Linked DNA regions of Homo sapiens: region 1 is linked to region 2. Evidence: chromatin loops called from intact Hi-C (ENCODE). Cell type or tissue: heart left ventricle. All regions are shown on one strand. Each heading gives the region's core, and the rest is flanking DNA. Links, peaks and the distances in the headings are about the cores only. Region 1 holds the start of CLSTN1 (calsyntenin 1). Region 2 overlaps CASZ1 (castor zinc finger 1).

What was found. Hi-C counts contacts between places; a loop is a spot of excess contacts. Peaks named below come from ENCODE experiments on the same cell type or tissue, not always from the same donor. Only the 100,000 strongest peaks of a DNase experiment are listed, where the experiment ranks them.
Region 1: a loop joins it to region 2, with 7 times the contacts of the local background. A loop is called at or near these places in 10 of 110 quality-filtered maps.

Annotation. Positions count from the first base shown.
Region 1 is chr1:9,815,109-9,830,857 of GRCh38, forward strand. CLSTN1 (calsyntenin 1) reads right to left here and starts at 8,857. Exons shown (of 19, transcript NM_001009566.3): 1 at 8,535-8,857. The coding sequence starts at 8,625. RefSeq lists silencers at 8,579-8,658, 8,669-8,818, 8,989-9,038, 9,059-9,118 and enhancers at 8,731-9,447, 10,508-10,567. In heart left ventricle, for the core only: no CTCF peak of the experiment used is centred there; DNase peaks (open chromatin) are centred at 8,333, 8,883 and 9,449; H3K4me3 peaks cover 2,849 bases; H3K27ac peaks cover 1,248 bases.
Region 2 is chr1:10,680,444-10,696,192 of GRCh38, forward strand. It overlaps CASZ1 (castor zinc finger 1), which reads right to left. Exons shown (of 21, transcript NM_001079843.3): 4 at 13,431-13,469. The coding sequence starts at 13,446. Among named protein-coding and RNA genes, the nearest start is that of CASZ1, 110 kb to the right of the region's middle. RefSeq lists enhancers at 5,679-6,278, 6,279-6,879 and silencers at 5,889-6,183, 13,596-13,685, 13,986-14,155, 14,266-14,465, 14,476-14,535. In heart left ventricle, for the core only: a CTCF peak has its summit at 6,421 (motif pointing left); no DNase peak of the experiment used is centred there; H3K27ac peaks cover 6,398 bases.

The DNA.
Region 1 (15,749 bases), core at 4,518-12,517, 860 kb before region 2:
TAGGCCTCAGTGCTCTCAGTCTCTCTTAATGTGTGAGGTGGTAAAAACAACAGACTGTAGGCTTGGATGCCTGCAAAAATACAAAGGCGTGATAAAATTTAGTCCTCAGGAAAGCTGACCAAAGGCTCAATGTTTTTAAGAAAAGGGTTGCTCTGTGAGCTACCAAGAGCCCCACAGCAGCAGAGTTCAAACAGAGGCTGAATGATCAACACACAAGAACATATGAGGAAATGTCTGTTTTACAGGGAAGGCTATTTAAAGTATAGAGGAAAGAACTTTCAAAGTTCCTTTCAACTCAAAGTCTAAAGTCCAGAGTAGAAATTATATGAGAGACAATGGCAAAGGAAGGAATTGGTTGGATGAAATGCCGGTTTGCACCTAGACTAGGAAAAATTCAACTTAAAATTCTAACAAACTAGAAAACTGTGAAATGTGTATTTGATTCGAAAAATGCTCCTGTGAGTGACTATGGAGGTCAAGTGGATACAGGATGGTGCAGCCACTTTGTACAACCAACTGGTAGTTCCTCAAAATGTTAAAAACACAGGCCGGGCATAGTGCTCACGCCTGTAATCCCGGCACTTTGGAAGGCCAAAGCAGCTGGATCACTTGAGGTCAGGAGTTGGAGACCAGCCTGGCCAACATGGTGAAACCCCGTCTCTACTAAAAATACAAAAATCAGCCGGGCATGGTGGCAGGCACCTGTAATCCCAGCTACTCGGGAGGCTGAGGCAGGAGAATCTCTTGAACCCAGGAGGCGGAGGCTGCAGTGAGCCAAGATAACATCACTGCACTCCAGCCTGGGTGACAGAGTGAGACTCTACCTCAAAAAAAAATTTTTTTAATTTAAAAAGTTAAATCTAAGAGTTACCCTAAGACCCAACAATTCCACTTGGGTATACACCCAAGAGAAATGAAAACATATGTCCACACAAATTCCTGTACAAAAATGTTCATAGTAATATTTTCCAAAATTAGCTACAAAGTGGAAATAACCCAAATGTCCATCAGTGAATAAATGGATAAACAGAATGTGTTATATCCCTACAAGGATATATTATTTACCTATGAAAAGAAACGAAGTCCTGATACATGCTACAACATGGATGAACCTTGAAGACATCATATTAAGCAAAAGAAGCTAGTCACAAAAGGCCACGTATGATTCCATTGATGTGAAATGTCCAAAATAAGCAAATCCATAGACAGAAAATAGACTAGGGGTTGCCAAGGGAGGAGGAGAGGAGGAGGGAGATGGAGAATGATTGCTAACAGATATGGGATTTCTTTTGGGAGTGATGAAAGTGTTCTGAAATTAGATAGTGGTGATGGTTGTGCAACTTTGTAAATATACTAAAATCACTGAATTGTATGCCTTAAAAGGTTGAATTTTATGGTATGTGAACTATACCTCAATAAAGCTGCTTTAAAAAAAAAAAAAAAAAGGAGTGGATGCAGAAAAAGGTGGGTTTTTTTGTTTGTTTGTTTGAGACAAAGTCTTGCTCTGTCACCCAGGCTGGAGTGCAGTGGCATGACAAAAGTGGTCTTTTTTTTTGAGATGGAGTTTTGCTCTTGTTGCCCAGGCTGGAGTGCAATGGTGTGATCTCGACTCACTGCAACCTCCGCCCCCTGGGTTCAAGCAATTCTCCTGCCTCAGCCTCCCAAGTAGCTGGGATTACAGGCATGTGCCACCACGCCCAGCTAATTTTGTATTTTTTAGTAGAGATGGGGTTTCTCCACATTGGTCAGGCTGGTCTCTTTCTCCCAACCTCAGATGATCCGCCCACCTCGGCCTCCCGAAGTGCTAGGATTACAGACGTGAGCCACCGCACCCAGCCGGTGGTCCTCCTTTGTCCTACACAATGACTCAGAGAAAGTACAGATCAAGGTAGGCTTGAAAAGTAGCAGACTCAACAGAAGTTCTTGTCATGGGAGAATCAGACAGAACGAAACAGATGGCTGAAAGATGATTCTTCGGCCAGGTGCGGTAGCTCATACCTATAATCTCGGCTCTTTGAGAGGATGAGGTGGGAGGACTGATTGAGTCCAGGAGTTCGAGACCAGCCTGAGCAACACAGTGAGACGCCACTTCTATTAATTCTTTTTAAGATAATGATTCATGTCTGACCAAAGAAGTAAAAAAGAAAAAACATGACTCTTCTTTTGATATGCTATCACATACTTCTTATTGGGGTTCCGGAATGGGAAGGAAGCTTTCAGATTTTTTTCTTTTTTTGAGACGGAGTTTTGCTCTTGTTGCCCAGGCTGGAGTGCAATGGCACCATCTCGGCTCACCGCAACCTCCACCTCCTGGGTTCAAGCAATTCTCCTGCCTCAGCCTCCCGAGTAGCTGGGATTACAGGCATGCGCCACCACACCCGGCTAATTTTATATTTTTTAGTAGAGATGGGGTTTCTCCATGTTGGTCAGGCTGGTCCCGAACTCCTGACCTAAGGTGATCCGCCTGCCTCGGCCTCCCAAAGTGCTGGGATTACAGTTGTGAGCCACTGCACCCAGCCAACTTTCAGATGTTTTATAGGCATTTAAGCTGCTTTAAACTCTGCTACTTTGAAGTACGTGAATCTCTGCCAAGAATCTTTAAAAATAAAAACTTTAGTAACAGATCTTGTGAAAATTTTTAATCTAATAATAATATCCTAAAGCTAAATCAAAAAATGAGCAAAAATATACCTAAAACATAGGAGAGAAAGAACCTATCAAATCAGGGACAACTGAAAGCAGCATTCTAGTTCCCGGGTGGTGGCAGCTCTTAGGGAAAAGACGGGTATTGTATGTCAGGCTGACACAGTGGGGAGGCTGTCGCCATTTAAGGGTTCCTATATATGGCCTTTGCATAGCCTCAAAATGTCACTTTTGAGGGTCTGTTAGTTTGGCTTTTTTTTTTTTTTTTTTTTAGAGACAGAGTCTTGCTCTGTCGCTCAGGCTGGAATGCAAGTGGTGTGACCTTGGCTCACTGCAGCCTCAACCTGCCAGGCTCAATCAGTTCTCCAGCCTCAGCCTCCTGAGTAGCTGGGACTACAGGCATATGCCACCATGCCCAGCTAATTGTTTTGTATTTTTAGTAGAGATGGGGTTTCACCATGTTGCACAGGCTGGTCTCGAACTCCTGGACTCAAGCAGTTCACCCATCTTGGCCTCCCAAAGCACTGGGATTACAGGTGTCAGCTACCATGCCTGGCCGTTTGGGTTTTTTTTTGTTTTTGTTTTTGTTTTTTCCTGAGACTGAGTCTCACTCTGTCGCCAGGCTGGAGTGCGGCGGTGTGATCTCGGCTCACTACAACCTCCGCCTCCCGAGTTCAAGCAATTCTCTTGCCTCAGCCTCCCAAGTAGCTGGGACTACAGATGCATGCCACCATGCCCAGCTAATTTTTGTATTTTTAGTAGAGACAGGGTTTCATCATGTTGGCCAGGATGGTCTCCATCTCTTGACCTCATGATCCACCCACCTTGGCCTCCCAAAGTGCTGGGATTACAGGCATGAGCCACCGCGCCAGGCCTTGGTTGTTTTTTAATGCACGAACATGACATTGCATAAATAATTTCCACCAATCTTGAATCTGTAGTCCTGAAACACTACTAAAATCCGTATTTTGTAGCAAATCAACATTTTAAATTTCACTTATAAAGACATATTTCTTCAAGCAACTCTTTTTTTTTTTTTTTTTTTTTTTTTTTGAGACGGAGTCTCACTCTGTCGCCCAGGCTGGAGTGCAGTGGCGCGATCTCGGCTCACTGCAAGCTCCACCTCCCGGGTTCACGCCATTCTCCTGCCTCAGCCTCCCGAATAGCTGGGACTACAGGCACCTGCCACCACGCCTGGCTAATTTTTTGTATTTTTTTTTAGTAGAGACAGATGGGGTTTCACCGTGTTAGCCAGGATGGTCTTGATCTCCTGACCTCGTGATCCACCCACATTGGCCTCCCAAAATGCTGGGATTACAGGTGTGAGCCACCGCACCCGGCCCCTTCAAGCAAGTCTTCACACCAAATTAAGACCCACTAAAAAAACAAGTTTTAATGATCTAAGCCCTCAACCAGAATACATAAGAAATAGACTCTTGGCGGTTTTTTAGGATAATCAGATCTCTATTTTGTTTCAACTCTTATAAATGAAAACTACCCAAAAAAATTAAAAAACATACTTTCCTGTCTCAGAAAGCAATAATAAAAATAACTCAGTACTTTTTTTCCTTTGTTCTAAAATTTTAACCTATCTCAGCTTCCTCATTTTAAACATTTAGACTTGGTTTAATAAGCTTCACTAAGTCCTGCAGCTAGTGTTACGAAATTACAGCATTTTCTATTTTCAATGTAATATTTTATATCCCACAAAAATTTCATTTTTTGGTCATATTCTTCATAACTAAAACTGAAATATTATTTGCGTTTTTGGCTTGAATATCAAATACTGGCACAGATAATGTATGTTATGACCTCCTAAACCTTCCTTTTGAAAAATAATTCCTATAAAACTGCTTGGTTTCATGCTTTTTCTCCCAAAAGAAATATCCAGCCAAAGGACGAATTCCAGCTAACTGAAGGTTCCAGTTAACCGAGTGAATGCTCTAAAATTGGAATATATTCAAAATTGTTCGTATTTTATTATTTCTTCAGCAGTTATAGGTCTCCTTTGAGAAATAAATGTTATTTACTTTCAGTATTAAAAATGTTAGACTATGGGTAATACTGAGGTCTATATTCGAACGACTTTTTTCCACATCGTTACTTCTGAAAAAACGAGGTAACAAATTAAGAAACCATCTTCCCAAAAAAGCTGAAAATTATAGTATTTTTAAAGGGACTAACAGGGGTAGCCACAGAGCTACAGCCTTCAAAGGCTGAGACAGAGTTTCATGATCTAATATCCCCAATACTGCAACCAACAGAATTGATCCTTGAACTTTTTTTTTTTTTTTGGTATTTTTGTAGTGACAAGGTTTCACCATGTTGCCCAGGCTAGTCTCAAACTCCTGGGCTCAAACAATCTGCCTGCCTAGTTCTCCCAAAGTGCTGGAATTACAGGGGTGAGCCACCGAGGCTGGCCCCATGATCCTTGAAAATTTACCCACTAATGAATTCCCATATCGACACTGCAGAATTTAAGTTTGGGCCGGGTGCAGTGGCTCACACCTGTAATCTCAGCACTGTGGGAGGCAGAGGCAGGCGGATCACTTGAGGTCAGAAGTTCAGACCAGCCTGGCCAACATGGTGAAACCCTGTCTCTACTAAAAATACAAAAATGAGCCCAGTGTGATGGCATATGCCTGTAGTCCCAGCTACTGGTGAGGCTGAGGCAGAAGAATCTCTTGAACCCGGGAGGCGGAGGTTGCAGTGAGACAAGATCGCGCCATTGCACTCCAGCCTGGGTGACAGAATGAGACTCTGTCACAAAAACAAAAACAAACAAAAAAAAAACTTAAGTTTGCTTTACACTATGTAATTTTTTTCAGTATATAGCATTTATCTGTAAAGTGAAAATTAGGATGCAAAGCTACTACGCTGTCTAAACTGAAATGCTGTTATCCATCCACCCATTCATTCATTCAATCACACAATACTGGCATGCCTCTGGTGTGCTGGTGACGGGAAACATATGCAAAGCAGATACCCTTCCATCTTGGGGCATATGTTCTACTGAGGGGAAACAGACGATAAACAATTCAATAAGTAAACAACAAGGCATGTTAGAATGGGCTAAGTGCTATGCAAAAAGAAAAAGTGTTGCAGGGAAACAGGATTTAGGGGTTCAGGAAGAGAAATTATTTCAAATAGGATGGTGAGGGGAGGTCTCACTAAGCCTATGTGCAAATGGAAAAGTAACAGTGAATTTTATGTATTAAGTGGCTTCGAAATGCATTACATGGTTGCATTTTTTAAATATTCATATAAGCTTTCTATTTTCTCTGCTTCACTGTTCTATTTCCCGATCTCCATGAAGAAGGCAGGTAGCTGAAGGACATGACCGTCCAGGGCATGCCAAAGATATTTCTTCTAATATTTTGGCTTACTGAATTTGTTTTTAAGATGGAGTCTTGCTTTGTCACCCAGGCTGGAGTGCAGTGGCGCAATCTCGGCTCACTGCAACCTCCGCCTCCTGGGTTCAAGCAATTCTCCTGCCTCAGCCTCCCAAGTAGCTGGAGTTACAGGCGTCCACCAGTACACCCAGCTAATTTTTATATAGTTAGCAGAGATGGGGTTTCACCATGTTGGCCAGGCTGGTCTCGAACTCCTGACCTCAGGTGATCCGCTGGCCTCGGCCTCCCAAAGTGCTGGGATTACAGGCGCAAGCCACTGCACCCAGCTCTACTCAATGTTTTTTGAGAACTACAGCTATAATTAAAATAAAATTTGAGGGTCTCTACAAAACTAAGAGTCAAGATGCAATTTATATTAGAAAATCTATCATTTTCTGCAGCAGTCTGTACGTAATCTAACATTAACAATGATTAAAGGTAGCTACAGCATGAACAGGAGTTCATGTCGTACTGCCTTACAGCCGTAAAAAATTCAATTAGTTGAAATGATCTCTTAAAACGAGCCCACAGAGTGTCTCCAAACTGTAAATTTACATATGAAATTCACTTGTAATATTTCAAAATGAAATTGTTTATTAGCATTTCGTGTAATTCCAAGACATTTTCTAACTTGCAACCTGAAAAAAATGCATACGAATAACTGATGTGTAAAATGTCTTTATTCCGAAGACTAAGAATCTTGAACTACTGTAACTGCACCAAGAAAAACTTAGAGAAAGCAAATTACAAATGACTCAACTAGCCAACACACCTTTCACACAAGATTTCTGTCGGTCTCAGGTAATGAAGATATTCAAAGTTGAAATGTATGCTGTTTAAGTAACCAAGGCAATTAAATAATGACTAACAAATGTAGGTGCTATTTAAGAAAGCACCAATTTTAACAAGAAATGGTATCACTGACTAAATATACTTAAACTGTTCCCAAAATACCCAATCCAAGCACATATTTTTAAAATGTGTGGGTTTTCCCCAAGAGAAGCAAAACTTTTGACATTTCTCTTGGATATATTAGAGTTTCAGACCTCCAACCCACATCTGGAAAGAACATTTCAAACTTAGCTTGATGTTACTTTTAAAAATCAAATGGCCAGCAATGAGATACTTAGTGACTAAGATCTGAATTTGACAGAGTCAACAGAATGTTAGAAATGAAATAAAAGAAGTATTCAAAGTTTATCATCCTCGATGTTTAGAAAGGAACATGGAACAAAAGATGCATTTGCCGCCTCTGCCCTTTAATTCGTGAACACCATACTTCTCTCCTTATGTCACGCCAGGGAAGGGAAAATAAGAATTTTTAAAAAGCTTGCTAAATTCAAATATGACCATTTCATCTAGATTTCTATCAATCCTCCTCCCCAAAATTTCTTTTGATTAAAAAAAAATCAGAACAACAGATTTAAGCCTACAGTAGATTCTACAGACTACACCTAGATTACTCTGCTCTAAGGCCAAGGAAAATGTTTACGATTTCAAGATCCACTCAGAAGCAAATACTGTATCTGCAATGCGTAAGCTTTTCGTTGGCAAGACCAGTCAATAGCAGAGGCATGCAAGGTTTAAAAGGTTAAGTGGATGAAGGTTAAAAGCTAATAATAAATTAGCCAAGAAATACTACTTCCCACCGAGCCATAAAATAATTTCGGTCCTACAATCCTAAAAAACCAGAGAGGTTTCTCGTTTTTGTAGAGAACATCTAACCCTCCACGGTCTAAATGACCGTCAGAAAAACAGCACCAAGGCACCAGGGGTAGCAGAGACGGAGATTTCTAACACTGGGTGAGCCCGCGGTCGCAAATCTCATCGCGATTTCACCTTTGGGTGAAAAGGTGGGAGGGAAGCACTAAGTTTCAGCCTCGGCTCCACTGGAAACAGACAACGTCTGAAGGACTCTGGGAGGAGGCGGAAAGGGGCGAAGTCGTGGTGTCCGCGGTGCAGCAACACAGAATCGGGATCTTGGAAACGGGATGCGGAGGAGTGGGCTCTTATGTAAGCACACACCAAAACTGTGCGTGCACCCCCCGCCTGATGCACATCTGAGCACACGTACACAGAGCATCTCACCCAGGGGTGCAGCCCCAGCCTGCGTGCGCCGCTGAGCAGGGCGGACTGACCCTTCGGCCCGTCTGCACGTTCCCCCAAATCAGCGCAGCCACCACCATGGGCTGCAGTGGGGGCAGCCCAGGCTCAGGAGCCCCGCCCGGGACGGAGCCTGGCTTCCCCGGGACGCCTGCAGCGCGCGCCCACAGTCTCCTGCGCCCTGGCCCCGGCTCCGCGAGCCCGACCCCCAACCCGAACCCCACGCCCTGACCCGGCTCCCTGCGCTCGGACCCGACTCCCCGCATCCCGGCTCGAATCCCGGCATCCGGCCCTACTCCCGCACCCGGACCCGAATCCCCGCACCGGGACCCGAATCCTGCACCCGGACCCGAATCCCGCACCGACCCAGCGGCCCGGCCCAGCCCCGGGGCTTACCTCGCGCGGCCCAGACCCCGCCGCCGCACAGCAGCCCGGCCAGCAGCAGCCGGGCGGCCGGGGCCAGCGCGGGAGCGGGGCGGCGCAGCATCGCCAGCCCGGGGCGGGAGCGGCAGGGAGGCGCGCGGGACGCCGAGCGGAGCTCTCGGAGCTCTCGGGGCTCTAGGGGCCTGGGGCTAGCTGCTCCGCGGCGCGGGGAGCTCCGGGGGTCCAAGGAGGAGCCGCCGCCGCCGCCGCCGTGACGCTGGGCCGCGCGCTCAGGACGCGGCGCCCTCCCCGCCTCAGAGCAGCGTCTTGCTGAAGGCAGCGGCAGCAACTAAGATGGCGGCGGCGCTCTCTCTCGGGTCCGGCGAGGGTACCCGGCCGGGGGCGGGGTGGCGGCGGGAGGGGCGGGGATGGGGAGCGACGCGAGGCGCGCGCGCGGCGGACCCTGGGAGCGCGCGGGCCCGGGAGGGGCGGGGGAGAGGAGCGGAGGGAGCGCGCGCGGCGGACCCGGCAGCGGGCGCGCGCCTCCGAGCCCGTCGGCCCCGCCTGGAGCGCGCGCCCGCGGGGACGCGCCTGGGGTGGGTTCCGAGCGGCCGGGAGGGGCCCGGGGGACTGTATCCCTTTCCCTGGCCGCAGATGGAGAGCCTCAACTCCGCGTCCCTACGCGCGCTCCCGGGCTCCTAAGGCCGGGTGAGCGGTACCCGGGGACCCGCTCCTCCTTCTCCACCCCGAGGACTCATCCTTCCCACCCGCTCCGCCGAGGAGCGCAGACCCCGGCGGAGCAGTGCGGCCCAGGACCCTTGTCACTTCGGGCAGGTCGCGTCGCCCCCCAGAACCTCGGGGTCCTCGTCTCCCCAGTAGAGGTGTTGAGAGGGGTCACGAAAGGGGGTCCAGGAGACGAGGTCAGCGAAACGCGCCTGGTAAACAGTTAAGGGCCGCGCAGCACTACCCACACCGGCTCCCGCCCCGGGACCTGCCCCCGGGGAGTCTGTCCTGAATTCACTGAAGGAATCTATTTGTGACTTTCAAAAGGCGGCTGGTGTGCGCGCTCTTTCTCAGTGACATGGTGCGATGCTGGTTCTTAGAAATGCGGAGGTCCGAATGGATAGAGAGGACAGAGAAGCCCTCCCCCTCTACCGTGGATCCCTACAGGGATCTTGGGGTCCTCCCAATTTCCCAGCGTCCAGCGGCCCCCTCCTCCTCGCCTCTGGACCCCTGGCACCCCCCCGCAGTGGAGGAAAGGCCTGGAACAGCCGTGGATGGGCGTGTGTGCAGGCACTGTACCCTATGAGACACTACTGGCTCCATTTTGCAGATAAGGAAACTAAGTCAGAAAGGTGAAATGACTTCCCCCGTTGGGACAACTATTGTAAAAAGAATCAGCCCTCAAGGACAGGATGTTCGCATTAGGGGGACACCAACAGCAAAAAGTGGAACCCTAAAATGTTCATTTTTCGAGACCGCTGGAGGAGCTATCCATGAATGTCACTGCTCCAGGTGGGGGTGGAGGAGGCTGGCAGCACTGGAGGCTGGGTGGAGACTGGTTTGTGGGGCGCAGAGGACTTATTTAGGAGACTAGTGGGCAAAGAGCCCAAAAACGTAGACTGAGGTCAGATTGGGGGAATGGACTTGATCCTACAGTCAACAGGAAGACCTGGAACGGCTGGGAACAGCGGTGTGATGTGACCTGGGGAAGGCTTCAAAAGCAATCTGGAATCCAACTCCCTGAGCCGTGTTCCCCGTAAGCGTCCTGCACCAAAGCCTACAGATTCCATCTTGTTAATGTCTCTCCTTCCTTCCCCTGCTCCCCCTCCCCTGCGTGGAGGAAGACCGGACTCTCCTTGGCTGGACCCTTCCCAAAGCACCTGCCTGGCCCGGGCAGGCTCCAAGCCACACCCACCACTCCTTCCAGCCAAGGCTTTGAGTCATCCTCTCCCCTGGTGACGGGTGTTGCCATTGCTTCTGCCCCTCCTGGAGTTATAAACTCAGTGAGTGCCTCCCTGCTGCCACCTCGTCAGGTCCAGACATCTCTGCTGGGCTTCCCATCCTCCACCCAGCTGACCTCAGGGCATGCTGTCTGCCACTGTCTCTTCTTATTCATTCCCCTCCCAGGGCCAACATCACACTTCCTCCTCCACCCATACCCAAGCCTCAGGTCCTTACAAGGAGCTTCTGGGCTGTCTCCTTCAGGAAGTCCTCCTGCCAGCCCTCCCTCTCCAGCCCCGAGCTGCTCTAACCAAACAGTTCAGCTTTATAATCTGCTGCCTGTGCTGTCGACTGACTAATCCATCAGTGTCCTTTTCTCCTCCCCACTGTATTCTAGTGGGAAGGACCCAGATGGTCTAGTCAGACGGGACTGGACTTCAGTGCTGGCCTCTGCAAATGCAAACGACCTTGGCCAGGTTATGGAACTTTCAGAATCTCCTCACCTGCGAAATGGAACAATATGTACTTCTTAGAGTTGTGAGAATTAAATGAAATGATGCCACATAGATCTAGAAATACCAGGCTTTATGTGGCAAATAAATGAAAGTGCCACATAGAGCCTGGTGTTTCTAGATACATGAGTTTCTTTTTCCCTTCAAGAAGAAGGCTTCTGTGCTTCTAGTATACCAGCGATCAGAGTAGGTACTCAATAAATAGTGATGAACTCAATGAATTGCTGAGTTAGGTTTTATTATTATGGAGCTCACATCTCAGAGGGTGAAAAAAGATGTACCCTGTAGATTTCCAGGGACCTTCGAGATTTGCAAAACATAAAATCGGAAAGGTATAATCTCAGAACTATGTTTTCAGTCCATAGACTGATGATGCCAAAAGGGGAAATTTAATGTGTTCAGTTCTATTAAAAACACAAACAAAAGCTCTTCAGTGTCTGGAATCCTGATCCCTTTATCTTCTCACCCTTACTGTCCCTTAAAGAAACAGAGATAGGTCAAAAAGATCCAGCGTCAGGTGGGGCAGATAGACGGCTTGGTGAGCTCAGTGCAACCTGCACCTGCTGGGATTTCACCCACATGAGAGTGAGTCCAGCTTGAAAGTCTCGGAAACGGGGGAACCAGTAAACTCAGTTTCTGCTCTGCCTGACAATAGCCTCAGCCACATTGGCACATTTCAAAGGTTTCCCCCATGATGGATTAGTTAATCCTCCAAATGGCCCTGAGACAGGGATCGATTCAGGCTTATGCTATGGTTAGCTGGGAGAGGGGCCTTGCCTGAGCTGAGCCAGCCACTGACAAAGTGGCAGCATCAGAGGCCCTGGAGCCATGGGGAATGAGGCATCACCCAGGCCCATCCTGAACTGGGAACATAGACTTGAGGATAAGGAGGTGACTTTGTTAGCTAGTGGAGGAAGATCTGTACTTTTGAATGTATAGTGACTCTATCTGAGACAGTAGATGAAGCGCACACAAGAAAATTTTCCAAGATGCTGCACCTTCTGAGATGACTGTTGCTGATACCATATCACAATAACATATCATCTGTAACTCCAGCAACACTCTCCAGAAGGTATTTTTGGCCAGGCACAGTGGCTCATGCCTGTAATCCCAGCACTTTGGGAGGCTGAAGCGGGCAGACCACTTGAGGCCAGGAGTTTGAGACCAGCCTGGCCATCGTGGCAAAACTTTGTCTCTACTAAAAATACAAACATCAGCCAAGCACGGTGGCAGGTGCCTGTAATCCCAGCTACTTGGGAGGCTGAGGCAGGAGAATCACTTGAACCTGGGAGGCAGAAGTTGCAGTGAGCCAAGATGGCGCCACTGCACTGAAGCTTGGGTTAACAGAGCAAGACTCCAACTCAAAAAAAAAAAAAAAAAAAGGTACTTTTATTGTTCCTATTTTACAGATGAGGAAAATACCAAATTTGCTCCAGAGTACATTGCTAGAAAGTTGGATCCCTGAGATTCAATTTCATGTCCATCTGAACCCAAAACGGTGACTTAGCCTCAGTGTGAAATTACCCCACAGATACCAAAATAACCCCTGCACAGGATTCCACAGCTTGGAGTCAGCCTGCTCCCCAACAGTGAGAAGGTGGGGCTTCGAGCAAGCCCTGGCTTTGCCACCTCCGACTGTTGAGGCCGATCTCAAGCCTGGACTTCCTCACCGGGGACATGAGTTCCCCGGCCCGGAGTTGCGGTGAGGATGAAATGAGATCACATGCAGGAAAGCTCTTAGGCAGCAATGCGGAGCCGCGGAGCCATTCTCAGGCGGGCGTGTTACTACTGTTTTGCACAGTGTGGGCTTGGCGGGTGTTTGTGGAGCGGAGCCGGAGGCAGGTAAGCAGTTATTATAGCCGCTTTCCTAATAATGTGCTCGGGAACAAACCCACTTGAAAGCGGCAGCAGGAGAAGGTTATGAGAATCTTGATGAAAGCAGCTGATTAGAAACTCCTGGAAGTTCTTTACTGAAAGAACCGCAGCACCCAGAACCACCACCAGGGTCCCCCTCAGAACCCCAGAAATTACAAGGTGTGGCCTCATCTCTGTGTTCTCGTGTGCCGGCCAGGTCATTTCGTTGCTGTTAAAAGGGATAATTAACGAGAAGGAAAATGATGCTGTGCTTAGGAGCAAGGACTCTGGTTGGACAGAATGGTGCAAATCCATTTCTGTCCACTTCCTTCCTTTTGGTAAAATTTCAATTTAATTTTGCTTTATAGTATATTAAATATTTGGCTGGGTGCGGTGGCTCACGCCTGTAATCCCAGCACTTTGGGAGGCCAAGGCGGGCAGATCATTTGAGGTCTGGAGTTTGAGACCAGCCTGGCCAATACTGCAAAACCCAGTCTCTACTAAAAATACAAAAAAAAAAAAAAAAAAGGCCAAAGTGGGCAGATCACCAGAGGTCAGGAGTGTGAGACCAGCGTGGCCAACTTGGCAAAACTCCAAGTTTAGTCTCTACTAAAAATACAAAAATTAACTGGATGTGGTGGCGGGCACCTGTAGTCCCAGCTACTACTCGGGAGGCTGAGGCAGGAGACTCACTTGAACCCAGGGAGGCAGAGGTTGCAGTGAGCCAAGATCGCACCACTGCACTCCATCCTGGGCAACAGAGCGAGACTCCATCTCAAAAAAAAAAAAAAAAAATTAGCCCAGCAGGTGCCTGTAATCCGAGCTACTCGGGAGCTGAGGCAGGAGGATCGCTTGAACCCAGGAGGCAGAGGTTACGGTGAGCCAACTGCACTCCAGCCTGGGTGACAGAGTGAGACTCTGTCTAAAAAAAAAAAAAAATTTTTTTTAAAATAGGGGCCGGGTGTGGTGGCTCACGCCTGTAATCCCAGCACTTTGGGATGCCAAGGTGGGTGGATCACAAGGTCAGGAGATCGAGACCATCCTGGCTAACACGGTGAAACCCCATCTCTACTAAAAATACAAAAAATTAGCCGGGTGTGGTGGCGGGCGCCTGTAGTCCCAGCTACTTGGGAGGCTGAGGCAGGAGAATGTCGTGAACCTGGGAGGCAGAGCTTGCAGTGAGCCAAGATCGCACCACTGCACTCCAGCCTGGGCAACAGAGCAAGACTCTGTCTCAAAAAATAAAATTATATATATATATTTCCATGGCTCCAAAGTCATATCTAGAAAGCAGGGTGTTCAGAGAAGTCTAGATCTATTCCTGTTTCCTCCTCCCTATATCCTCCTTCCTTTATAGGTTACCATTTCTTCTATTTTTAGTTTATATTTCCATTGTGTTTCTTTTTTTTAAGTACAAGCAAATAGTTGTATATATGTCTTTCCCTTTTCTTAGCTAAAAGGCAGCAAATCATACCTGCTACTCTGTATCTTGCCTTTTTTACTTCATAAAACATCCTGGAGATCATACCATTGCAGTATGTAGTACAAACAGTCTTTTTTTAAAAAAAAAAAAAAAAAAAAAACAGGGTCTTGTTCTGTCACCCAGGCTGGAGTACAGTGGTGATCATTGATCATAGCTCACTGCAGCCTCAAACTCCTGGACTCAAGCGATCCTCCTGCCTCAGCCTCCTGACTCACTGGGACTTCAGGTGTGCAACCCCCACACCCGGCTCAGCATTTGTTTTCCTAGCTTCGTAGTGCTGTCCCGCGTGGACTTAGCAGAGTTTATTTAATCAGTGCCCCTTATTGAGGAATATTTTTCCCCTGTTGATGGGTCGTTTCCAATTTTTTGTTTTTATGGAATGCTGCAGTGAAGCCTTTTTTTTTTTTTTTTTTTTTTTGAGACGCAGTCTCGCTCTGTTGGCCATGCTGGAGTGCAGCGGCGTGATCTTGGCTCACTGCAACCTCTGCCTCCCGGGTTCAAGTGAGCGATTCTCTTGCCTCAGCCTCCCGAGTAGCTGGGACTACAGGCACGCGCCACCACACCCAGCTAATTTTTGTATTTTTAGTAGAGACGGGGTTTCACCATGTTGGCCAGGTTGATCTCAAACTCTTGACTTCGTGATCCGCCCGCCTCAGCCTCCCAAAGTGCTGGGATCACAGGTGTGAGCCACCGCGCCCGGCCTGCAGTGAAGCCTTTTTGTACCTTTTGCCATTTTTGCCTCTTTCTACCTGTGTGACCTTGGGTAAGGCCCTTCACCTCTCCAATCTCAGCATCTCCATCTGTAAAACAGAGACAAGCCCTCCCCACTGGGTGGTTGTGAGGAACAGATGAGGTGATGTGCAAAAAGCAGAGCACAGGGCCCATTCCTAGAAGCAGGTGTTAACCAGCACCTGCTGTTACTAGCACCCATTATTGTTCATGGCTAGGAGCCTTAAGCTACTGTGGCAGTGGCAGCAACCCTAACTTAAGAAGGGGCACTTCAGGCAGGGTGTGGTGGCTCATACCTGTAATCCCAGCACTTTGGGAGGCCGAGGTGGGTGGATCACAAGGTCAGGAGATCGAGACCATCCTGCCCAACATAGTGAAACCCCGTCTCTACTAAAAATAAAAAAATTAGCTGGGCGTGGTGGTGCATGCCTGTAATCCCAACTACTCGGAGTCTGAGGCAGGAAAATCGCTCCATCTTTTTTTTTTTTTAAGATGCAGTTTTGCCCAGGCTGGAGTGCAGTGGCATGATCTTGGCTCACTGCAACCTCCACCTCCCGGATTCAAGCGATTCTCCTGCCTCAGCCTCCCAAGTAGCTGGGATTACAGGCATGCACCACCATGCCCAGCTAATTCTTGTATTTTTAGTAGATTTGGGGTTTCTCCATGTTGGTCAGGCTGGTCTTGAACTCCCAACCTCAGGGGATCCGCCCACCTCGGCCTCCCAAA
Region 2 (15,749 bases), core at 2,447-10,446:
GGCTTGGTTGAGTTTCTCAAATATATCCTGAGCAGCTACTGGCACTGCCCCCTCTGCCCTAGGGATCCTGGGAGGATGGCTTTGGGTCTCAGGGGGTGCAGTGTTGCACGCTCCAGCATTACTGTGTCACACTCCAGAGCGCAAAGGGTAGGGCAACTTTGGGCTGGAGGAGGGCGTCCAAGAGGCCACACCCCGGCTGGGCCCTGAGGTCAGCGGGTGGAGAAGGTGAAGGGGCAGGCGGGCAGACGGACTTGCTGCTGAGCCCAGCTGGGCCCTCTCCAGTTCCTCCATGCAGGTCTGAAGCCTCCGTCCCACCCCACTACCAATGAGTCACCAGCAACAGGGACTAGGAAGCGGGAAAGCAGACGCAGCCCCAGTCTTTGGGGACACACACTGACTTCCCGGGTGTTCCCCCTCCCACTGGGGCAGGGCTGGGGCCTCACCCCCATCTTTCTTTCTTTCTTTCTTTTTTTTGGAGACAGGGTCTTACTCTGTCGCCCAGGCTGGAGTGCAGTGGCACAATCTCGGCTCACTGCAACCTCCACCTCCTGGATTCAAGCGATTCTCCTGCCTCAGCCTCCCAAGTCGCTGGGATTACAGGCGCCTGCCACCACACTTGGCTACTTTTTGAATTTTTAGTAGAGACGGGGTTTCGCCATGTTGGCCCGGCTGGTTTCGAACTTCCAGCCTCAAGTGATCTGCCCGCCTTGGCCTCCCAAAGTGCTGGGATTATAGGCAGGAGCCACCGTGCCTGACCTTTTTTTTTTTTTCCTTGAAGTCTTTTATCCATTACCCTCATCCCCATCCTCACCCTGACCTCCACGCCTGGCCCAGGTGGGTCGGGATGGTGGAAGGGTGGACAGAAGAGCATGTACGGGGTCAGTCACTCAGAGATCAAAGGGCACAGCCCAGACCCTACTCCACCTGCCAGCCAGCCCATGTGAGGCAGCGCCCGCCTCTCCCTGCCAGGCCCTCAGCACGCTGCCCCCTCAGCGGCAGAAACTGCTCCTTCACCTCAGAGCCCGGCCACCCCTCCTCCTACACAGCCTTCATGGGTCCCAGCTGACATTTCACTTTCTCTGGGCAGCCTCCCGGGACTGTCCTCTCCCTCTGTCCTCACTGCACCCTGTCCTAGTCTTAGCACTTTCATAGTAACTTGTTTAATTAGACCTCTGCCTCACCAGACTGCAAGATCCCTGGGACGAGACCACTGTTTCAGCGCAGTGTCTGGCCCAACAAATATTGACTGAGTGAATGCAGAAAACCCAGTGCTTCTGGAGCTCGTTAGGGTGGCGCTGGGCCCCAGGGACGTGGCCTGGCTTCTGGACTGACCCCCTCGGGGCTCCAGGAACCTTTCCTGGAGGGGTGGGGTGGGGACTCCCTGGGTGGGACTGAGCTGAAGCCCCTTCTCTTGGGTCTCTGGCCCTCTTGAGCCCCAGGCTCACCTCCAAACGCCCTTCACAGGGCTCTACCCAGAGAACAAAAGAGGCCCCAGTTGTTCGAACATTTCTCGGCGAGAGGAACAACTGTTGCTGGCCAGTCCCTTTCTGAATAAATCCTGCAACTGTTTGCAGTGAAGTGCGACTCTCTCCCTCCACCTCCTGTCCCTGTCCCAAAAGGAGAAAAGGGGATTGAAAAAAAGATGGGGGAAAATCCCATACCAAGCCCCACCATCTCCCTACATCCACTTTCAAGTTTGTCTGAAAATGTTATAAACACAACACACAGGGACAGCCACCTGCTGTCCCAGACAACTGGGACAGCCGCAGCTAAGGGTGAGGCTGTGAGATCAGGACCCAAAAACAGGAGGTGAGACAGTGAAGGCTGGAGGGAAGTGGGGGGTGCCGGGACGGGGAGAAGGGGCAACGGGAAATATCACCGTGAAGTGGGAGAGGCAGAGGGCAGGGTTGTACTCAGCCCTGCAGAGGCAGAGGGAGGAGTGTCTGTGGATCAAGGGCCCCGGAAGACTCCTGGGGGCCCGGCGGAATCCGGGAGGCAGGAGCTTCCAGTGGGGCAGTGGATACCGAGAGGGGAAGTAGAGGAGGGAGAGAAGTTGAGTGGGGAAGAGGGAGCGAGGTCTATTAAAAACCTCTCAGTGCATAACACAAAATGTCAGGGTTTATAGCTTCATTCTTGGCTTTGCCGGGACTGAGAACCCTGAACAGAAATGTCACCGCTTGTCATGTTTAATCACCTGCTGTTTGTTAACACCTTCCCTGCAAGGAGCCTGTCTCAATCTGTCCCTGGGCCCCCCAGGGACCAGGAAATAGAAAACATCTCCATCTCCTTCTCTGGGCTCTTGGCCCTGCCTAGGGGCTCTTCAGCTCCATCTGAAGGCCTCCCGAGGAGCCCCAAAGTGATCCTTCCTATCAGGGAGGCCAGGGAAAGGAACCCCATATGGCCCTTGGAGGCGTGGTGCCATCTGTGGCCCTGCGTGGTGCGCTTGGTGTGGCTGGGCCGGGGCCTGTCATCCCCCTGCTTCTTGTGCCTGGCTCTCCAGGCCTGCCTGTCCATTCTAGCTATTCCACTCGGTCCTCTAACTCTGCGGGTACGCAAAGATAAATAAAGGAGAGCCCGCTCTGATCTCTGCAGTCTGGAAGTCACCAATCTGTCTGCTTAAACAGCAACGGTCACATAACATCTAACAACCAAAGCCACCATCCTTCCAGTTACAATCGGATCACACCATCTGGGGTTCTGGCTTGGCTCTCTGAGCGTGCTTTCCTGGGTTGTTTAGGCTAGGAATTCTCAGCCCTACTGCCCCACGTTCCTTCCTCTGGGTTAGGAGTAGGTGTGGGGGAAGGGCAGCACAAATCTTCCCCACCTCCTAAAGCACAGTGTGGTCTACACTGGGAAAGAAGCTGGTTCACTCTCAGATTACAACCAAGCAAAGACCTGGGCAAACTCAATACAGCCCCCAGCCTAAAACCCCACCTGGGACAGCTGCCTGCAAAGCAGTGAGTTTATCACGTGGAGTTCCCAAGGCAGCCCCATCACCTCTAGTAGCAAAGAAAGCCAGTGGAGACACCCACCGCAGAGCTGAACTGAAAATGGTCTCCCAGTGAACCGGGGGGCAAGGTCCCCATCTTCCCTTCCAGCAAGTCTCTGCTTACACAGAAACATATCCAGCAAACATGCATCGTGAACCTGTCTCCTAGGAGAATGCCCGTTCGGTTAGACATGCTTCCTGAAGGGCTCTGCGTCCAGTCCTTTCACTTCCATTTCACCACAGAGACAAGTCGGAGTGCGTTCCACCCACCTGCAACCCTCCCCTGCGGACAGATGGGAGCACTCGTTTCTGCAAAGATGGGCACTCCGGGATGCCTCTAGAAAAGGAGGCTTTCCCCCAGAAGCTCAAAATGCATCTGCATCAACAACTACATTTTATCTTGCATCCCTGCAGCCCAGGGATGTGTTTGCAGACTACAGGTGGGGTACACATCGGGGCCAGAGATGTTTGGGGACGTGGGCCAGGCAGCACGGTAGATACCTAGGGCTGGAGGCCTGTGTGTCCTCACTCAGTGCTGCCATTTGGAACAGTGCTCAGGGGCGCCCCGCACCAAGTCCTCTGACATTTAGCATTTGGGAACAAACCCAGCAGTATCTCCGGGCCTCCAGCTTCCCCACTTAGGAAATGGGACAGCTCCTTGTCTTCCTCCAAGGGAACTGATGAGGAGAGATGATATGTTAGGTGTGGCTCTCTCGGAAGGAAGGCGCTGATAAACTTACGGTGGTGGGGGAGTGAGGGGCTTGGGGGTGGGGGTTCCCTTGTCCGCATCCTCTCCAGAAGCCCCGTCTGGACTGTGATATGTTTGGGGGGAGAAGGCTCAGTGTTAAAGGGGTGGGATCACAGCTGCAAGCCCTTTTCTAGGCCGGGTCAAGCTTCCAAGCAGTGCTCTGCCATGCCTTGGAGGGGGCGGGGAGCGGGGGACACGAGCATGCCTGCCCCAGCACACGCGCCTAGTGGAACGCAGCGGCCTGGAAGCAAGTTTTGGTAGCGCAAGGGGGTTTAAGTGGAGCCAGCTGCAAGTCCTCCTCCTGAACAGAGACATGGTCCATTCAGGAGGTGCCTGGGCTCTCCAGGACCCTGAGGGTGGGACCATGTCAAGTAGCCCATCCTCCTGCCTCCAAACAGGGCTGACTAAGCCTCCCAGTTTGCCCAGGACTGAGGGGGTTCACACACATGGGTCTTTGCAGTTCTGGGCAAACTGGGGTGGTTGGTCATCCTATCGCGAGACACCACGATGCTGACCACACAGTCTAAGAGCTGGGAACTCGGCCTGGAGTCTAACTCGCATCTGCTCCTGGGGGCCCACACTCTTGGGTGTCAGAAATTCTCTCTTTCCTGGGTGAACTGATGACACAGGGCCTCTCATGCCCGTGGAGGCCAGACCTGAGCCTCTCCCATCTGTAGGTTTTGAAAAGCTGGTTCCCATCACTGAGAGGGACGCTGAGCACACATGGAATGTGTCCTCCCAACTCAGCTGCCCACGGGGGAGCCCAAGAGGAACCCCCAGTGTGGGACCTGGACCAAAGGTCGGGAGCCTCCTGGAATGGAGCTGTCTTGCCTGAAACCCTTGCATTTATCAGATGAGCATGGCCTCCCTGCCAGGCCCCCTGGTATAATCCTTTCATTAATTTACTATTACATTGGAAATTACTCCTTACCCAGGAATATAAGTTTTCATCTTATTTTAAGTTAGATTCTTAAAGCAATTACCAAGGCATCTGGCAATGACTTCACCACTGCGGCCGGGCCCTGCAGGGGAGAAGGGCGGCCCTGAAGCTGCACAGGCCCTAGAGGGGAGTCTGGGGAGAACTGGGAGGGAAGTGGGGGGCACACTGTCATCTCTGATATTTGCCGTTTATGGAAAAACTCCTTTCCAGTGCCACCTGCCCCATGAACCCGCTGGTGACAGTTGCTGAAAAACCTCGGCAGCTGGGGCCTCGGTAGCGTGTTCTATTTTTAATTGTTTGATCAGAATATTCACTCATCTAGGCCCATTCCCAAGACGCATTTCCCAGCCAAAGGGTTCCCCCATTTCTCACACCTTCCTCCCTCTCTCTCTCATCAGAAATCAACTTTGAAATTAATAATCAGAGACACAGACCTGGGTGAGTTTGTCAGGGAGCATGGCACTGGAGAGAAGGGAGGCTCCTCCCCAACCCGGGAGCCCTCAGAGTGGCCTCCGCTGTTTTCTCTCTGAGCCACTGATCCTCAGCCCCCGGGCACGAAGCTGGCCCCGCATGGCCTGCAATTGCCACGCCTGCCTGAGCCCCACCCTTCCTGGCAACAGGAAGACCCCAGCCTCCCCCTGTCCACTCCAGTCAGCCCACTGCCTCTGCTTCTTCAAAAACCTCGAGGGCAGGGCAGAGGGGCTGGGGATACCCAGGAAGCTCCTGGGAAGGACAGGGAGGGGACGCTGGGAGAGAGGCACGTGCCCCTGGACTCAGAGGAGCCGGAAAGAGGCTGACTTTCATTTCAGCTTCCATTTACCAGAGGAAGGGAGCCCACAGGGGCAGCTGCTGGCCTGTCCCCCAGCCAGCAAGTCACACAAACCAGCTCCAGCTGGTGTCACTGGGGCCTGAGGTAGACCATGCTGCTGGGAAGAGGCTACTGGGGCCAACCTGACCCCGTGGCCCCCACCTGACCCCTTCCCAGGAAGGGCCCCCCACCCAGCACGGGGGCCTGTGGGCGCCTGGCCGTCCTCTCCTCTCCTTACATGCCCTTGGCCGAACCACTGTACTCTTCCCTCTCAAGGTCACAGGGCCGTCCACACCAGGAATATTTACTCACTGGACTGGCCCTGTTAGCAGCACTCACCACAAATATGCTTTCTGATAAAGTTGGCAGAAAAAAAATTCTAGAGCTCAAACCAATGTCAGAAATCATCCCCCGCCCCTACCAAGGGAGCACGAGGTGGGGCCTGGAAACAGGTCACACACCAACTATGGGGCAGCCCTGGGGGGGCTTGTATCACGCCCCCTCTCACCTTTCTCCTTCCTGTTTTACCTGGGACAGCCTGTTGCCCAGGGGACCAAGGGCTGGGGACAGTTCTAAGCCGAGGACTGGGTCTTGGGGACACTCGGGCCTCTGGAAGACAAGGCGGGTAGGGTGTCACCTGGGCTTCCCCCCAGGCCGTCTCAGCTCACTGCGCCCCTCCCCGCCACCCTCTCTTGGTGCACAGGGGCTCTGCATGTTTTTATTACCTGTTTGACTCACCGCCTTATTGCTTCTCCCCTTAATGGGGCCGTAACCGTGGAAACGAGGAATAAACGGCCACCAGAAAATGAGATGATTAAACAGGTCACCCTGGCAAACAAACTCAGCCAAGGAACCTCTGGGGGTGGGGACGCTAGGCTGCCCCTCCCCCACCCGTGGCCAGAAGGCCTGGACCAGGTCCTGACCACATTGCCCCACACCTAAAAGGATGGGGGGCAGATGCCGTGGGGCACCCCCTGCCGGGCAGTGGAGAGCCGGGTCATCCTTTTGCGAGGCAGCCCGGCTTCCTGTGGCCTTGGGTTCCCAGGCTGAAGGGGTGACAGACAGGGAGGCACTGGGCTAGAGGGCGGTGAGGATCACAGCTGCAGGGAAGAGGCACTTCCCGGTGACAAAACTTCCAGGAGTCTCTCCCAACAGGCCTCTGGGACGCCTCCTGCTCTCCCGCTGCACTAGGGTCCCCCCATCTAAAGCTCTGCCCGGCTCCTCCAGTCCCCCATTCTCACACAGCGCAGTCCCTCCCAAGGCCCCCTTAGATCACTGAAAGAGCCCCATAAGAAAAGGCCAGGCGACCTTTGGGAACACCTGGTCTCTGGAAACACAACATGTGTCCGTTTCCCAGCTCCTGCCTTCTCCTCCAAAGCCAGGCAGTGCCCCAGCCTCAGCCAGGTGGCATCAAGAGACAGCCCTCTTGGCTTTAGGAAGGGTGTCAGCAGGTGAGTGATTACAGCACCAGCAGGGCCCAGAAGGGCCAGAGGAGACCCCAGAGTCAGGCCTGTGGGACATTCTAAGAGCAGATGCCCCGGCCAGGAGTGGCCCACATACCACGCCCGGGGCAGAGGCCTGAAGCCCTGGCGCCTGGCTGGCCCTCAGTATGGGTGTATCCCTGTCTTTCTGGCCTCACTCCCTGCCCTGGGTTTGTCTAGCTGGAGGGATCCCGGAAGCGGGGAAGAGAATGAGAGAGGGCAGACATGCAGTGGTGAGGTCTGCTCAGGAGGAGAGAGAAAGGGGAGAGGGAGATGGGCAAGGGAGGAAGTGGAGAAGGGCCCAGATCACCCTCTGGCTGCAGCCATCCTGTCCCCACTGGGCAGCAGACTGACGTCCCAGTCCCAGGCCATGGTCATGGTTAGGAGTTACTGTGGGTCCCATTCAACCATCAACACTCCTGTCTTTATCCTTAGGGCTTCCCTGCCCCTTTCACGTCATCCCAAATCCCAGCCTCGCTCCTTCCTGTAAACCAGGCTCTAGAAAGCTCTCAAGGAGCTAAAACCCAGGTCCCAAGGGAATTGGCCAACATTTCCTGCCTTCCTCCTTCTGCCCCCACTAAGAAGCCGGGGAGGCACTTGGGGAAGAGGCACATCAATCAATCAGTTCCACCAGCACTTACAGCAGGAAGGCGTGAGCCCCGGCCCGTACCAGGCCCGGGGAGGAGGTGGCAGTACACCAGCTACCATCTAATGGTCACCATTAGGAGCAGCCGTGGCAGAGGAAAACAAGGGCCCTGGCCTCCTGGGGATCAGGGCACATGAGTCCGAGTGCTGGGTCCTGGCACAGCAACGTCACAGGTCTACCCGGAGCCCCAGAACAGCAGGCTCGCAGCCAGCAGCTTCTCTATCTTTTTCCAGGGCCAACGGGGTGTGAGGCTGGAAAGGTTGCATGGGGCAAGAAAGGTAGCAGGGAGGGCCCGGCTTTAGGGAGCTGGGTGGCCTGGATGAAAAAGACAGAAAAACGTGGTTGCAAAATGGGAAGCAAGAGTTCTGCTCTTGGAGGGAGGGGGAGGACAAGGCGCAGAGAGAAGGGGCTGGCTAGGAGTCTAGAAAGCATGGTGGCGGAGGGAGGTCCCTTAAGGCCACTCTTTCACAAAGCTGCATGGTCCCTGGCTCCTGGCTCCTCGGCCTGGTGGGACAGCAGACCGCTCCTCTCCCTCCACTAGGCAGACGCTGCCAACACAGGGGCCCGGGCAGTCCTCATTTCCGTCCCTCTTGCTGCAGGAGAGCCTCCCATGCCTCCTGGGTTTCAGGCCTCGCCTCCCACATGGGTGTCTTACATCCTGCTGAGTCGAGGGTGTCAGGGTGCTGTTCTGTGGCCAGGCAGCCAGAGGGGTGTGCGCTAGACCACCAAGCTGCTGCCCTGCACAGGTGGTCCCGGCGAGGCTGCCCCTCCTCTTTTGCACACTGGGGCTGCCCGCCCTCCTCCTGCTCCCAGCTTCTCCCTACTCATTGTACCCTGGCCCAGCTACCCCAGAACAGCTGCTGCTTGCCGTGGGGACCCACGGGCGGTAATTACTACAGTGCAACTTCCTTCCCCCTCTGAAGATGAGGAGGAGAAGGAGGAAAAGGAGGAAGAGGTGGGAGCAGCGGCCAGGGTGGTCAGGGTGTAAAAATCAGCTCAGGGAAGGCCGTGTTAGAAGGTGAGCCTTGGGGCCTGGGGGCATGGGGGGTGGGCCAGGTGGAGAAATGGCTGAGCCCTGGAAAAGTGTTGGGCCAGCCGTTCTAGAGGAGGCTGATGGAGGCTGGGGCTGCACCACTGACCTGGCAGGACCCAGGAAGAAGAGGAGTTGGGGCCAAGAGCCTTTCCAAGCCCCACCCAATCCCCTGCTCAGGCAGCGGGCACGGCCTTGAGCCAGGGCAGCCACTTTCACGAGGAGATGCCGCTGCGTGGCTTAGCCCTCCAAAGGTGCCTGCATTTATTTTATTTTTCCATCATAAAAACCCAAGCTGCAGCTCAGCCAGATTCTGGGGCTGTGGGGGCTGGGGGAACACCAGTAGTACCGACAAGGCCAGTAGAGAGGTCTGAGTAACACTCACATTCAGTGCCTTTCTTGGAGAGGAGAGTGAATGGGTTCTCCTCGCTGGTCCCTACCAGGGAAAAAGGGCCAGGGGTGGGGTCTCTCTAGGGAGCCTTTCGGACCTGCCCTTCTGCCTCTGCCTCTTGTTGGGGAGGAAAGGCTATGCTAGGCCTTTTAGCCTCAGTTTCCTCTGACGTCTTGCAACTAGAACCAGGGCTGGTTCAAAGGGTCACTTCACAGCCCAGAGCTGCCTGTCTCCAATGCTCTCCACCAAAGAAAAGGTCCAAATAATGTGCTCCTCACCTCGTCCACTCACCCCCTACTCCCACCCGCCAGGACTGCCCCACTGAACAAAATCAAGTTGGGAGTCAGACAGCTGAAGATCTTAAAGGTCATCTGATGCTCAAGTCCCTCTAAATGTCACTAACCGGTGCACAGCACAAACCTCTGTTTGAATGGTACCAGGAAACTCATGACTTCCGAGATGGCCCATTCTGTCCCGGGCTCTGACAGCTCCTTTCTGCCAAGATGGCCCCAGAGCACCTACCCCCTGCAGCAGACTGGCAAAACCGGTGCCCAACCTGGCTACAGGGGCTGGCCCCAGCTTAGACTGGTTGAGTGGGTGTATCTGGCCAAGTAAAGGCTGGAGGAAGGAAATTGAGAGCAATCTGCTCTGCCCTAAACCCGGCGTGGAATCTCTTCCTCCAGTACAGCACAGGAACCTTCTCAGTCCCCGGTGCCTGGCAGGTCGAAGGTGTAACCAGAGCTAGTGAGGTTCCTAGAAGCCTCCACACTTGGCAAGGCTCTGGCCTTGACCTGGCAGCTCATGGAAGGTCTGATCTGAAGGTGGTTGACACTCAGGGCAGGGGCCTGAGCAGCACACACTGGGGCTGGGTTGGGGATGCCAAGCTCTTTGCTCTCTCAGCTTAGACACCGTCTAGAAGAAGTCTGCGGCCTACCTCAAGACAGTATGCTCTCAAAGCATGGGGCTACTGAGAATCAGGAAAATGAGCCAGCCTGGCCCAGCTTCTGATCCCACGCTTCCTGGCCTCCCCACAGTTGAGGCCTGGGCTGTCTGCGATGGGGGATCTGCTGGCAATGCAAGGGGGTCCTGGCCTGGAGCCCCAGAAGGAGAAAGAAACCGGCCGGGCTTCCTCCCATTGACCCGCCTCGACGACAAGGCTGCAGCCACAGCGACACATGGGCAGCACTGTCCCTCACCGGCACCCCCTGCAGTCCGTGGCCATCCCTTTAAAGTTGCCCTCTTGCCTCTTTGGCCCTTGACCTTGTAGAGCCTATCTTGGCTCCTCCGCGCCTTGGACAGCCCCACCCCTTTGTCTCAAGAAGAGAAGGGGCAACTATCATCAGATCCCCACGAGTCAAGGGCGAACGCCTGCTCAGAGCTCCACCCGTGCTTCACCGCCATTTTCACCCTGGCTTCTAGCTGTGTTCAGGGCCTGGGAATCAGCCTGGTGGGACCTAACCCTGGGAGCTTCCCAACTGCAGGATGGATGTACCTGTGTCTGAAAGCTTCCTCCCATCTCCCCTCCCCCCTTCCCGCTCCCTCCCCCAGGGAAATCACTCTAAAAGGGCCTAATGGAACTATGTCCTCCTCTCTTCCTCTCTCCCCTCCCTCCCTCCCTCCCTCTCTTTCCTTTTTTTTTTATTAGCATTTGTGGAATTTATTCCCAAACTCTCCTAATCTTCCGTACACAACCATTTGATTTGCATAACCCAACCCCCTCTCATAAAAACTGGCTGCTAGTTTAATTAAAAAATGTAAATTTGCTGTCATCTCGGGGCCTGGTGAATTAGGACGACATCGGCATTTTTTATTGCTAAAGACGTCCAGATTGATCCAGCCCTTGGCTGAACTATGGTGGGGGAAAGGGGGTCCACATGGCCCCTGAGGGTCCTGAGGTCCTTCTGTCCCCTCCTGAGAAGGCTTGGCTCTCCCACCACTGACTTCCTCATGGCTGAAGGCCTTCAGGACCTAGATGTGTCCGGGGCCGCGGGGATGTTAACCTACGATCAGGGAGGCATGGTGGGTCCATGATGCCAGCAGCCCTTCGAGGCCTGCGCCCCTGGCCTTGGACTATGTCAGAGAGGCCCTCGGCTGAAGCTGCCCACGCTGCCCCAGAGGAAGGGACCCTCACTTCACCAGCCACGAGCCCCGGCCAGAGACGAGGCCCATGGCCCCAGCTGTATGCCGTGTGCACTATGAAGTTGAGGGAGCTGTTCCCAGCTCCTGAAGATGAGCATGGAGTCAGCCCAGGGACCAGCTCAGAGGGGATCTCAGCGTCCTCATCTGCTTCCCTTTTTTGGTGAAGTGGGGGGAAGACTGCTTTTCTTCTGAAGTTCTGAGATTATAAGTGAAACTTCCAAGTTCAAAGAAGAGACTGAGATGGTATCACCAGATGACTCCTCCAGGAAACAGTCAGAACTCTGCCACCCTGGGCCTCCCCTCTGAGTGGCCAGAGTCCAGGCCTGAGTCCCACTGGGAGTGCTCTACTCCAGCTACAGGAGGAAGCAGCTGACCTCAGGGTCCCTTCTAGCTTCTAGGAAAAGTTTCCAGAGCCTGTCCCTGGAGTGCTGGGAGAAGTCAGTCTCCCTAAGGCCCAGGAGAGAAGCCACAAGAGGCTCTGCCACCTGCCTCCTACCAGGGCTGGGAGGCCCTCGCTCCAGTCAGGACACCCTAGAGAAGGGCTTTGGAGTACTGTCCCCACGACAGACTTGGAGGGACTGGTTGGTGGATGGCAGGAGGATGGACGCTGGCTCCAGCTGGCACCCAGGTTAGGAGGAGGCCGACCAGAGGGCCTGCCTTCCAGCTCTGCAATGCCTGGGTCCTGTGTGCTGGCCCACAAGCAGAGGCTCTCCTGCCCCAGGTAAGGGGTGGTGCATTGCCACCAGGCCCATCTCTGAGGTCTGCTTCTTGGCTGGGATGGGTGGGGGCCCCATTTCCGAAGAAAGGGGGTGGGGCCTGAGAGGGAGGTGATGAGACACCGACTGGAGGTGGGGGCAGGCAGGTTCTCTGTGGGAGTGGAGGGCAGGGAGGGGCAGGGTGGCAGCCTTGGCCTTAGACACCTTTACCACTTTGCCCAGCAGGGGGTGTCACACCCTTCCCGGGCGCAGAGGTCCCCAGGCCCTCCACGTCAGACCAGCCAAGATCACACCTGGTGTCACACAGTCCTCAAACTCTGCAAATGACACCTCCCCCCAACAAACACAGGCCCTTCTTCACCGGCCACCGTGCCACCCATCCTCATCCCCTCAGGGCTGCCTCCGGTCTCTCTGCCCACTGACCTTTAGAAGGTCAGATATCAGCTCATGGGTCCCAAGGGCCGATGCTGTGAACTTGGGCCTATTATAAACAACAACGCTAACAGCCACCAGTATCACCTATCCCATCAATGAACCAGGAGAGTTCAGAGATCAGTCTCAATGAATGATCGGGCTGCTTGTTTCTTTTAAAACATTTAAGAAGACAGCTGCTTTTGTCAACCTAGCACGTGAGGGTCCTGGTCAAAATTTGGTTTCAATAGCCAGGGCCCATGGGAAGCCCGCAAGAGCTGAAGGCAAAAACACTGGAAAGAATTAGATTAAACCCAAGAAAACACCAAAATATCAGGATAAACTGCCCCAGGTGAGCACCAGGCCTCCTGGAGCCCCCGGCCTTGTCCCACAGGAGGCCCCCAAACCCAGATGCCTACGTTGAGTAGTCTGTCTGGTCCATCACCACCCCTAGGGTGGGGGCTAAAGAGGCAGGTGGGAGACAGTCCGGGGCCCCTCACTTTGAACTGATAACAGCCACCTCATCCCACAGATTCTCAGGTGAAAAATACTCATTAGCCATAATAAGCAGCTTGATCATCCGACACAGCCTTGTCCCAAATAAATTAAATTCCTTTACCTTGAGACAGTCGCCCCGAAACCAGACTAACCACCTTTCCCAACAGGACGCTGCTTTCAAAAACTAAACCACCCCCCACTAAAAAAATAAAAACACACACCCCAGAGCCAGACACACAAAGATCTTTGCAGAGAACAAAAAAAAAAAAAAAAAAAAAAAAAAGGCACACACACAGAAAAAAAACACGAAGCCATACAAAAAACACGGAGAACAAAAACCCCACAAAAACCCCCTAAATCCTCTCTCTGGGTGCCCCCCAGCTCCTGCTCCTCTCGGTTCTTTCATAATGACAAGCATCACATTAGTCACAGCCTCTAAGCAAGTGGCAAATAACAACAACAACAGCCTCAGAAGTCGCCGATCCCGAGGCCGGGACGCCGGGAGGCAGCCGCCCGACCCTCCCGGCCCCCACCCGGCCCCGCCGCCACCTCATTGGGCTAAAAATAAGAACTTCCGTAAAAGAAGCGAAAGAAAAGTGAAAGAGCCGCCCCTGCGTTCCCACCGGCCGGTACCTGTTCCAAGATCCATTCTCTTCTCCTTGGTCCCAAACTCTTCGCAGAACGCCACCAGGGGAAGACCGGGAGAGAAGAAACACGGGGTTAGCGTCTCGCGGGACCCCGGCCGCCCGCCCTGCTTGTCCCCCGCCCCGCAGGAGCGGCCCGTCCCGGGCGGGCGCCGAGGCCGCGGCGGAGAAACTTTCTCCTCCGCGCCGCCCGCTTCTCACGCTCGGCCCCGCACGCGCCCGCGGGTCCGCGCCGCCTGAGTTTCTCCAACTAAGGCAGCAACTCTCGGCCGGCGCGGCCCCGGCTTGGGGGCCCTGGCCGGGGGATCCGCGAGGCCCAGGGGCGCCCCCGTCCCGCCGACCGCGCCCCGCGCCCGGGTCGCCGCCCGAGACCGCGGCCCCCGGGCCTCCCCCGCCCGCGCCCGGTACTCACCATAGTCGGAGAGTCGAAAGCCGAATTCACTTAAATAATCAACTTTCATAATACTTAATTAATGCCTAATTGCAACTGATTACTCCCCGAATAACAAGTTGTTTTAAAGCCCTGATGTCATTGCTCCTGCCGGTAACACTCAGGGTAACAGTTTGGCAGGAGGGAGCGGGCGGGCGGGCGCGGCCGGGGGCGCTGCCAGGCGCCGCGGTGATTGGCAGGGCGGCCGCGGCGCCGCCTCCTCGGCCCGGCCCGCGCCGGCCCCGGCAGGTGAAAGAGCAGAGCGCGGCCCCGCCGCCGCCGCCGCCGCCGCCGCCGCCGCCGCCGCCCGGTGCGCCCGCCCGCCGCCCGCCGCCCGGTGCCGGAGTGAATGGGCTCGCGCTCGCTCGCGCCCCCGCCGCGCGCCCCCGCCGCGCGCGCCCGCGCCGCACTGGCAGGGCGGCCGGCTCCATTGGCTCTGCGATTCCCCAAACCTCTGGCTCCGGGAGGAGGAGGCGGGGACTTGCGCTCAGGGCTGGCGGGAGGGGACCCGGCGCGGGGCGGGGAACGCGGCCCGAGTAAGGCGCCCGCGGGCACGCGCCCACTCTTGCCGGCCGCCGGCGGCCGCGCGCGCGCTCGCATGCTGCCAGCGGCCGCTCGGGCCCCGCGAGCGCGACCGACGGCCGCCGCGCGCGCCTGCCCCACGACCCGCGCGGCCGCGCTAACTTTTCCGCGAGGGCGGGCGCAGGTGTGAGGCGCCGCGGGGCCGCGCCCGCCAGGCCGCGCGCTTCCCTGCTCCCCTGCCCGCTGCCTGCGGGCTCGGGGCTCCTGGGGTAGCACAGGGATTTCGTGTTCCCCTCACAGCACTGGCGGCTTCTGGAGCTGGAGGAACAGGAGCGCGGGGCGAGGCGGGGCAGGGCGCAGTCAGGCCCGCGCGCCCCCGCACCCCGCGCGTCCCCGGCCCTGGGCCCCAGGAGCGCCGGCCTGGGACACGCAGTGGGGTTTCCTCGGCGTTGCTTTGGTTTTGCCCTTAAAACGGGTCCAAGTGTCCTCCCAGAGCCTCCCCGGTCTTCCGGTCTTTCTGCCCACTCCTCCCTCAAAGTTGGGCCATCCGCCCCGCAGCCAGACGAATGGAGATCGGCGCCCCACTTTCCCCACAGCCCCCGACCCATGATCCCGGCCATCACTTGCGCTTCCTCCCTGCCTTGCCCCTCTGGCCGCTGCCCTAGGAAGGGCGCTCAGTAGAGCACAGGCACCCTCAACCAGGGAGTCTGAGGCCCATCCCGGCTCCTCCTCCCCTCCCCGCCACCCCCCCCCCCCCCGCCCCACGCCGTCTCCAGGCCTGTCCCCTTCAACGTGGAACCTCATTTCCTGCCAGCCCATGGCCAGCCAGGCGCTTTGTGCTGCCCGTGCTCCTCTTTCTTTTCTGCCAGAGAAGGCAGTTTGAGGGTTCTCCCCTCCATGAACCGTGCACCATGGGACATCCCCAGATGTCCCTGCTGCAGCCATATATTTTGAGAGTCCTTATATGTTGGTGACTTAAGTGACGCATCCGGCCCAGAGGGCCTCAAGGAAAGAGACGGTGGGGTGAGCAGGGCCTTGGGCAGCCTTGCTAAGGAAGGACCTGGTTCTCCGTCCCTTCTTCACCTACCCTGCTGCCCTCCTCGCCTCTCCCAGCGCTCCTCTTTCAGGAGGGGCCACACTGCCTTCAGATGAGGGGAGGGGAGCAGGGCCCAGGCTTCCCTGGTCTTTGGACAGCATCCAGCAACATGGCGCTGGCCTATTTTTGCAATATTTCTATTTTGCAAAGGGAGGGGCCAGGGAGGCCTTGGGGCAAAGACATCAGGGAGTTAACAATCTACTCTTTCTCCTACTTTCCCCTCATTTTTCTCCTTTTTTCCTGCTTGCTCTATAGTTCTA